Regions from separate parts of the Homo sapiens genome. Here region 1 is linked to region 2. Evidence: chromatin contacts called from ENCODE Hi-C or POLR2A ChIA-PET data. All regions are on one chromosome and are shown on one strand. The core of a region is the stretch at or near the end of the contact, and the rest is flanking DNA. Distances in the headings are between cores, read along the strand shown.

Evidence for each region. A loop is a pair of places that touch in the nucleus more often than their neighbours do. ChIA-PET counts read pairs that join two places held with the same protein, here RNA polymerase II (POLR2A).
Region 1: a loop to region 2 is called in a map of tibial artery, with 6 times the contacts of the local background. The contact joins two enhancer-like sites. A Hi-C loop is called at or near these places in 1 of 168 maps with a recorded cell type or tissue (tibial artery). POLR2A ChIA-PET finds 5 or more read pairs at or near these places in 1 of 52 experiments (T-cell).

What each region holds. Positions count from the first base shown.
Region 1 is chr13:41,033,592-41,038,204 of GRCh38, forward strand. It overlaps a transcript of ELF1 not described here. Among named protein-coding and RNA genes, the nearest start is that of ELF1, 17 kb to the left of the region's middle. Within about 2 kb of position 1,445, at least 2 of the 41 ENCODE cell types and tissues checked have a DNase peak (open chromatin) inside an H3K27ac peak, as active enhancers do.
Region 2 is chr13:40,066,198-40,070,727 of GRCh38, forward strand. LOC107984569 (a long non-coding RNA gene) reads right to left here. Exons shown (of 3, transcript XR_001749970.1): 3 at 4,488-4,530. Among named protein-coding and RNA genes, the nearest start is that of LINC00332, 110 kb to the right of the region's middle. Within about 2 kb of position 3,179, at least 4 of the 41 ENCODE cell types and tissues checked have a DNase peak (open chromatin) inside an H3K27ac peak, as active enhancers do.

The DNA of each region.
Region 1 (4,613 bases), core at 195-2,694, 970 kb after region 2:
CTCCTGTCAGAGCAGCCAGAGAATTAGATTCTCATAGGAGAGGAAACCCTATTGTGAACTGTGCATGCAAACTATCTAGGTTACGTGCTCCTTATGAGAATCTAACGCCCAATGATTTGAGGTGGAACAGTTTCATCCTGAAACCATCCCACCAACTTCTGTGGAAAAATTGTGTTCCATGAAACTGGTCACTGGTGCCAAAAAGGTTAGGGACCACTGAATACTATATGATTCCATTTATATAACATTTCTTGAAGAGACAAAACTACATTGATGGAGAACAGATCAGTGGTTGCCAGGGATACAGATTTTGGGGAGGGTGTGACTATTGAGAGAGCATGAGGATTTGGGGAAGTGATGAATTGTTCTATATCCTGATTATGGTGATGGTTACACAAACTTAGACATGTCAAAATTCACAGAGCTGTCCACAAAAAAGTCAACTTTATGATAATTTGAAAAATAAAATGAAATTTTAAAAAACCTCCAAGAGCCCCAAAACTCATTACTTCAGGCCGTAATCACAAGAAAACAAGAGATATAATCAAATTGAGGGACATTCTACAAAATACCTGACTGGTACTCTTCCAAAGGGTCAAGGTCAAAAAAGAGATTTGGGGGGATGAGAGAGATAACCATTAAGTGCAGTGTGGTATATCTTGGACTAGATCCTGGAACAGAAAAAGGACATTAGTGGAAAAGCTGGGAAAATCCTAATAAAGTCTACAGTTAATAGCACTGTACCAATGTTAGTTTCTTAGTTTTCATCACTATACTATGACTGCATAAGACGTTAACATCAGTGGACACTGGATAAAAAATATACACGACTTCTTTGCGCTATTTAAGAAACTCTTTTCTAAACTTAAGATCATTTCAAAATAAGTTTTAAAAAAATGCCAGAATCTTTAAGAAAGAATACAGTCTGTAATAATTCCATAAAGTAAAAATAAATCTCTTTCAAAAACAAACTGATGACATCATGCATATTTTGATTAAAATGGTTTTATCTGTACTAAGATTATATGTTATCTGAAAGGGATAAAACAGATTCCACCATATATTATACGACTTATTAGCCATAATCATTGCCAACATATATGCTTATAATTTTTACAATTCTATCATTTGATTTCCCAATTCAAGAATAATTTATTTTTAAAGGAATGTCTCAAATTCTACCCCTTAATATTCCTATTAAAAAAAAAAAAAAAAAAACCTTCACTGGCCTATCAGCACCCACAGAATAAATTCCAATACAAAACATTTATCCATCTTGACTTCTGTCTACCTTATCATGCCTTACCTCGGCATTCTACGCCCCCAGCATATACTCTACATCTGAACTTGTTAGTTCAGAGCATTGTCATGCTTTTTCACTCTACCTTTTCAGGCCTTCTCCACCTACTGAATCTCCCAAGAGCCTTTCTCTCCTCACTGTGTCATTAAAAGGAAGAATTGGTCACTTCCTCCTTTGTGCTCTCACAGTATTTTGTAAATGATCTAATCACATTGTTTGAATCATGTTTATTCATTCGTACACACACTTATGGTTACTGCTATGCGCAAAGCACTCTTTGCATTTTGAGCACTCAAGGATGAATAGATTTCCTTCAGAACTCTTCCTACTGGAATACTCTTCCTACTCTGCTAGAATACCTGGTAAAGAACATTACATTCCGTATCATTTGTTTACACGCCTCATTGGTCATTTATTTCAGCATGATAGCATGCCTGTCCCACAGTAGTTATTTAATAAATATCTGCTAAATGAAACATTCAGAAATTGAACTAATTATTGGCTCAATGATAAACCTTTTTTTTTTCCCTTTTCCACCCAATTGAACCATTCTCAGGTCATTTAGACCACTGTATAGGTCTAAAGTACACAAAAAGCCAAGGCCACTTTCTCACTTTCCTGACTTAATCTAAATTCTCTGAACAGCTGGGTTAGGATGGGTATGGTAGCCCTGTTTAGGAATCAAGTCTACAGCAGTAAAGCTCTGCATCTGTAAAGAGAGAATAGCTTCTGGATTTGACCCAGGGTCTATACCTCAACACCCCCATATACATTAATAGGTGAAAAATAATACTTTAGAGAGAAAGAGATACAGAGATGAGGAAAAGAACAAAAAGAAAAAAAAAAAAAAAGGAAAACTCCCAAAAGATTAGGGTAAAGTGGCCCTTCCATTCGACTTTTTGTCTTCTGTCCCTTTCAGGCCTTTACTTAACACAACTTCTTGTTAAAAAAAAAACAACAACAACAACAACAACAACAAAAATTGACGACAACAAAAAACCTTTTCTTTTTTTCTTTTTTTTTTTTGAGATGGAGTCTTGCTCTGTCACCCAGGCTGAAGTACAGTGCAGTGGCGCAATCTCGGCTCACTGCAAGCTCCACTTTCCGGGTTCACGCCATTCTCCTGCCTCAGCCTCCCAAGTAGCTGGGACCACAGGTGCCCGCCACCACGCCCGGCTAATTTTTTTTTGTTGTTGTTGTATTTTTAGTAGAGACAGGATTTCACCGTGTTAGCCAGGATGGTTTTGAACTCCTGATCCCGTGATCCACCCGTCTCGGCCTCCCAAAGGGCTGGGATTACAGGCATGAGCCACCACAGCCGGCCAAAAAAAAATTTTTTTCTAATTAGAAGCAGGCAGCTAAGTTTCAGCAAAAAGGAATGTTCAAATAAGATTTTAGACTCTGGCTTTATTTATTCATATTTCTTAATGCCATATAGATGAACAATTAATACTTTCTTTGAACTCATGTTTTACTATCATGACAAATGAAACGTTTTGGCTATAGCTAAACTACTCTGCTTCTCTCCCTCCACACTTGAAGTCAAATCATTGACACAAATGACACTTTAAAACTTAAAAGTGGAGAAATAGGAACACTGTTACACTGTTGGTGGGACTGTAAACTAGTTCAACCATTGTGGAAGACAGTGTGGCAATTCCTCAGGGATCCAGAACTAGAAATACCATTTGACCCAGCCATCCCATTACTGGGTATATACCCAAAGGATTATAAATCATGCTGCTATGAAGACGCATGCATACGTATGCTTATTGCGGCACTATTCACGATAGCAAAGACTTGGAACCAACCCAAATGTCCAACAATGATAGACTGGATTAAGAAAATGTGGCACATATACACCATGGAATACTATGCAGCCATAAAAAATGATGAGTTCATGTCCTTTGTACAGATATGGATGAAACTGGAAACCATCATTCTCAGCAAACTATTGCAAGGACAAGAAACCAAACACCGCATGTTCTCACTCATAGGTGGGAATTGAACAATGAGAACACTTGGACACAGGAAGGGGAACATCACACACTGGGGCCTGTTGTGGGGTGGGGGGAGTGGGGAGGGATAGCATTAGGAGATATACCTAATGTAAATGACGAGTTAATGGGTGCAGCACACCAACATGGCACATGTATACATATGTAACAAACCTGCACGTTGTACACATGTACCCTAGAACTTAAAGTATAATAAAATATATATATATATTAAAAAAAACCTTAAAAGTATTTTAGACTTAGATTCATTTTAGGAAATGTTTCTTGGGCACATACAATGTGCTAAGTGTCATATACAATGTGCTAAGCGTTTTTAATGTTCTCAAGTTTCTATCTCCAAGTCTCTCTCCTGAAGGCGATTAAGCCTTTAGGCCAAGATGGGTCAGCCTAGATCTCAAGAATCACCCAGTCAAGTAACAGAATAATGAGAAATAATATCTGTGATACATACATTTGGTCAAAAATTACAACTTGCCTGTGGCCACATGGTTAGTAAACTTAAAGCCAACATTTAAATCCATTTTCACTCCAGAATCCTATGCCCTTTCTATAACATCCCAAACCTCAAACCTCAAAAATATTTTGAACTTTAGAAATTAGTTTGAGGCTGGGCACGGTGGCTCATGCCTGTAATCCCAGCACTTTGGGAGACCGAGGCGGATGGATCATGAGGTCAGGAGTTTGAGACCAGCCTGGCCAATATGGTGAAACCTCATCTCTACTAAAAAATACAAAAATTAGCCGGGCATGGTGGCGCATGCCTGTAGTCCCAGCTACTAGGGAGGCTGAGGCAGGAGAATTGCTGGAACCTGGGAGGTGGAGGTTGCAGTGAGCCGAGATCACACCACTGCACTCCAGCCTGGGCGACTAAGCGAGACTCCGTCTCAAAAAAAAAAAGAAAAAAAAGAAAAAAGAAATTAGTTTGAACATCCTCAACAGACATTTCCCAAATTTAAGGATACAAAAATATGCATGTATAATGTGCTACACAGACTAAGAATTCAATTACAAGTTATTGAGGTAAATCTCCAGAGTTTACCAACCTCTCTACTTTCACTCTTGCTACTGTCTCCCCACTATATTTTTTCTCCCCATCCCTCAAGGATCTGCTAAAGTTCACCCAAAGAAAGACTATGTTAGCAAAGTGAAGAAACCTTAAAAAAAAAAAAAAAAAGGAATAGTGAGGAGGAATATGCCACAAATTACCTCAAGCAGCTAAGTACAGGAATAAATAGGACAGGATGTAAAATAAAAAGATCTGATATTACATATAAACTTAGATAATAAAAATGGAA
Region 2 (4,530 bases), core at 1,929-4,428:
ACACACAAAAATCAGCTGGGCATGGTGGCGCGTGCCTGTAATCCCAGCTACACAGGAGGCCGAGGCAGAATCACTTGAACCCAGGAGGCAGAGGTTGCAGTGAGCCAAGATCAAACCTTCAGCCTGCACTTCAGCCTGGGCAACAAGAGCAAAACTCCGTTGAAAGAAAGGAGAAAGAAAGAGAGAAAGAGAGAGAGAGAGAGAAAGAAAGAGAGAGAGAGAGAGAGAGGAAAGAAAGAAAGAAGAAAGAGAGAGAGAGAAAGAAAGAAAGAAGGGACAGAGGGAGGGAGGGAGGGAAGGAGGGAAGGAAGGAAGGAAGAAGACTGGAAGACTCAGCAAGTCTACTATTCCATCTTCCCCTGCCTGCTTTATTCTAGCCACTTTGGCAGCCGCTTAGATGGTGCCCACCCAGATTGAGGGTGGGTCTGCCTCTCCCAGCCCACTGACTCCAATGTTAATCTCCTTTGGCAACACCCTCACAGACACACCCAGGATCAATACTTTGCATCCTTCAATCCAATGAAGTTGACACTCAATATTAAACATCACACTCTGGAAATGCTCAGCTCCAGCTCCTGAGGTCAACACTCTCTCCTAAACTTCAGTTCATTCAACGAACATTGATGGAGAACCTGCCAGGTAACAGGCCCCGAGCTGGGCAATGGACACAGGGAAATGAATAAAATGTGATGTCAGCCATCAAAGCTCACATATGATTTTATGTCCAACTACCTACTGACTTTTTCACTTGAACCTATAGTAATAATAACAACAATAATAAACCTTTTAAAAAAATCTGCTGCCATTTGTTGAGAAACCTGCCAACCTGCCTCATGCTGGCTGCTCAGTGTAAAGCACTCTCTGGCCCCCAGAGCTCACATGCACGGCCTTCTGCTGTGCTTTCAATGTTTGTGTCTTCTCCAAAACTCTCATGTTGGAACTTCAACCCCAATGTTATGATATTCAAAGGTAGGGCTTTTCGGAGGTGATTAAGTCATGAGTATAGAGACCTCATGAATGAGATTAGCAATCTTACAAAAGTGCTGAAGGGAACTAGCTAGGGTTTTTTTGTTGTTTGTTTGTTTGTTTGTTTGTTTGTTTTTAACCCTTTCACCTTCCACCATGTGAGGACACAGTATTTTTTCCCTCCAGAGGACGCAGTAACAAGGCACCATCTTAGAAGCAGTGACCGAGCCCTCACCAGACACTGAGCCCACTGGCACCTTTATTGGACTTCCAAGGCTCCAAAACTGTGAAAATTACCCAGTCTTAGGTATTTTGTCACAGCAGCATAAACAGACTAAGACGCTTTCCTCACTCATAGGCCAGGTAAGGCTTGGGTGTAATATCTCAGTACACAGTCTCATCCTAGCTAACAGCCAGACTATGACAAGTGGGCAGGAACCAGGCCACACGTCGATAATGATGTGTTATGGTTTTAAGATTATGGTGCTTCTCATCTGACTTTTCTATTTATGATAAGAAATGTAAGACGTTGATAGATGATAATTCAAATTTAAAGTAAAAATGTCTTACTATTGCCCTTTTAAACTTCCAGAACAGTTAAGGGCATTTAGAGATTGCAAACTGAGTTTTTTTTTTTTCTTTTAAAAACTACTTTTTGCAACTAGTTCTCAGAGTGAATCAGAATATTCTCAATAGTATATAATTAGAAATATATATAAATATATACATATATATAAAATGGAAGTTGGGTTTGTCACACATATGCCCAAAATGTTGTATTAATTAATACTTCTTTATTGATCTTATTGATTCATTCTGTAACCGTCATAAATTTGAACTTACAAACTAAATGTCTGTTAACAAAATGCTGCTTTTATTTTTTTTTCATATGCTGGAGTTTTCCATGAGATTTTGTTGGGGAAAAATATATGTAATGCTGAAGAAGTTTGAACACCGTGGAGCAAACCTAAGGATTTAGCTGCACAGGCAAGGGCCTTCCAGCACTGGCCCCGCCTGCCTCTTCAGCCTCAACTCCCCTCTCAGAACCCCTTACACCCTGAGGAGCAAAATCACCAGCTCTCCCTCCATCTGAGCCTTTGTTTAAACATGTTGCATCCTCCTCTGGAATGCACTCCCCCTCCTCACCTCCCATGCACCCCCTTGAACGTCACCCCTAGGAAGCCATCCTGACCTCTCCAGGGATAGGGTCTGTGTTCCCACGTAAATGCTCCTCCAGCACTTCCCACCATTGATGTAAATTTTGCTTGCATGTCTGAGTTCCTAGATGGGAAGGGCAGTCGCTTATTGATATTTATTTACACAGCGGCTATTCATTACCTGGCTCATAATATGTGCTTAATAAATGTGAATTGAATGAACAAATGAATAATTTAAATAACAACCAGGATTTAGTCCTTAATGGATTTGAGCTTCTATATTTCTAAAATGCTCATGGCTGACACTGAATGCATACTAAGTATCAGGAACTGCCCTATTTCTACGAATTTCTTCTTTAATCCTCAAAAACAGTTCTATGAGGTAGGTAGTACAATTATCATGCTAATTTTTCAGATGAGGAAAATGAAGTACAATGAGGTGATATGACTTGAGCAAGTTCCCCAGCTAGTAAAAGGCACAGAGACACTTGACTCTAAGGAGTCCACCATTGTCCTCTACGGGATGCACCGTACTGCTTACACAGAGAAGCCTACATGCAATAGGCCTTCCTTTCCTCTTTCCATTCTATTTACTTGCTTCTTCTTTTTTTTTTTTTTTTTTTTTTTTTTTAGATGGAGTCTCACTCTGTTGCCCAGGCTGGACTGCAGTGGTGTGATCTTGGCTCACTACAGCCTCCGCCTCCCGGATTCAAGCGATTCTCCTGCCTCAGCCTCCTGGGTAGCTGGGACTACAGGCACGCGCCACCATGCCCAGCTAATTTTTGTATTTTTAGTAGAGACCGGTTTTCACCATGTTGGCCAGGATGGTTTCGATCTCCTGATGGGTTTGAAAGTTATGCATGTTAGAATTATGCCTAAGATAAGCATTAACAAGATTCTGAGATGGCATTCTTTGAGTAAAGCATAAACTTTAGAACATGTCTTCTCCTTTAGCAGGACTGGGGCCTTGTTTCTTTTTGCCCTGGTTTTTGTCTACCTAGGTTGGGCTCTGGACACTGAGGGGTCATGGTAGTCCTCAGTCTTCCCTGACTCACCGCTGGGTGGCAGTACACCACACTTCCTTTATTCCTGCTCTTTTATGCGTGCGTGTAGAAGTGGGAGCTCTGCTTTAGGGACCACTCTCCAATTCTCAATCTCCTCTTTTGCTTTTGATGTAAATTATCTCTTACACTTTTAGGTAATAGCAAATATTGTTTGTGTCTGTTTTTATGCACTCGTTTAGAATGACATGGAGCTTTGCCAAAGTCAAACGAAGCACATTTCATTAGACCATTTTCATGGGGAGGTTTTTCTTACACAAAATTATCTACAATTAAAAATGCAGAGAGATTTTCCCCGTGTGGCACAGCTTTTTAAAAGACAGAGTCAAAACCTTTATCGAAAAAGCAATTTATAATGCCAGTAATTTTCTACCTCTGTCCTGCTATTATCAAGGACAGCAGTTTTAAAAGAACTGGCTCTGGTCTCTCTGCTCAGCCTGTCGTGCTCACGTAATGGCTTGTCTGTAACTTCAGCCCATTGCCATGGAAGTCATTATGCCACACGCCCAGAAGGGTGATTTTCTACAGCATCAAAGAGGAAGCAACTGGGTTCAAAATGAAAAACAATCTCTATACATGTGAGAGAAAGAAGCATGATGAGGTGGGAAGGACCCAGAGAACACGATTTTATGTGAAAGAGTGCTATGAATGCAAGTTTTCAAATAGAATATTATCAGAACAAGACAATAATAGTTGAAGTGAATAAAATAATTTTCCTAATGGCCTGTTCCTTCTCTCAAATTTTCTACCATAACACATGGTTAGAAGGTCCCAAATAAATGGCCCTTTACAGCTTCTCTGACATTTCTGGTAGCAAACATTCCAAGTGAATAATTTTATTTCTTTCATAAAATCCTGGAAGGGAATCACAAAGCTGCCTGGCTTTAGATGAGGTCTGGGTCATCTCGTCCATACCTCTGCCTTCAGGAAGGTTCAAACTTACTTTCCTAAGCAGATCAGACTCTACACTGGGAGATACCATGAGCTACTTTTTCTGAGGCCAGGGGCAAAGTTCTCTCAGTGTACTGAGTCAAATATTTTGTTAAGGAAGGAACTTGGGATCTGGAGTCAGGGGATTCCAGTGCAAGCCTGGGCTCCAGGGTTTGCCCACCCTGCAAACGTGGACAAGTCACGTGACATCCTTGTGTTCAGGTTGCCTCATCTTCAAAACCGGAAATAATAACCTACATCACAGGGTTGCTCCAGTGGTCAAGTGAGACAATGGATGTGAAAGGGCTTTGTCAACTGGAAAGTGCTCTTCAAATGTCACTTATTATTATTGTTCTGCTCAGTCCATTCATTTTTCTCTGCATGAGTTGAAGAGTACAGTCCTTTACCATTAATCT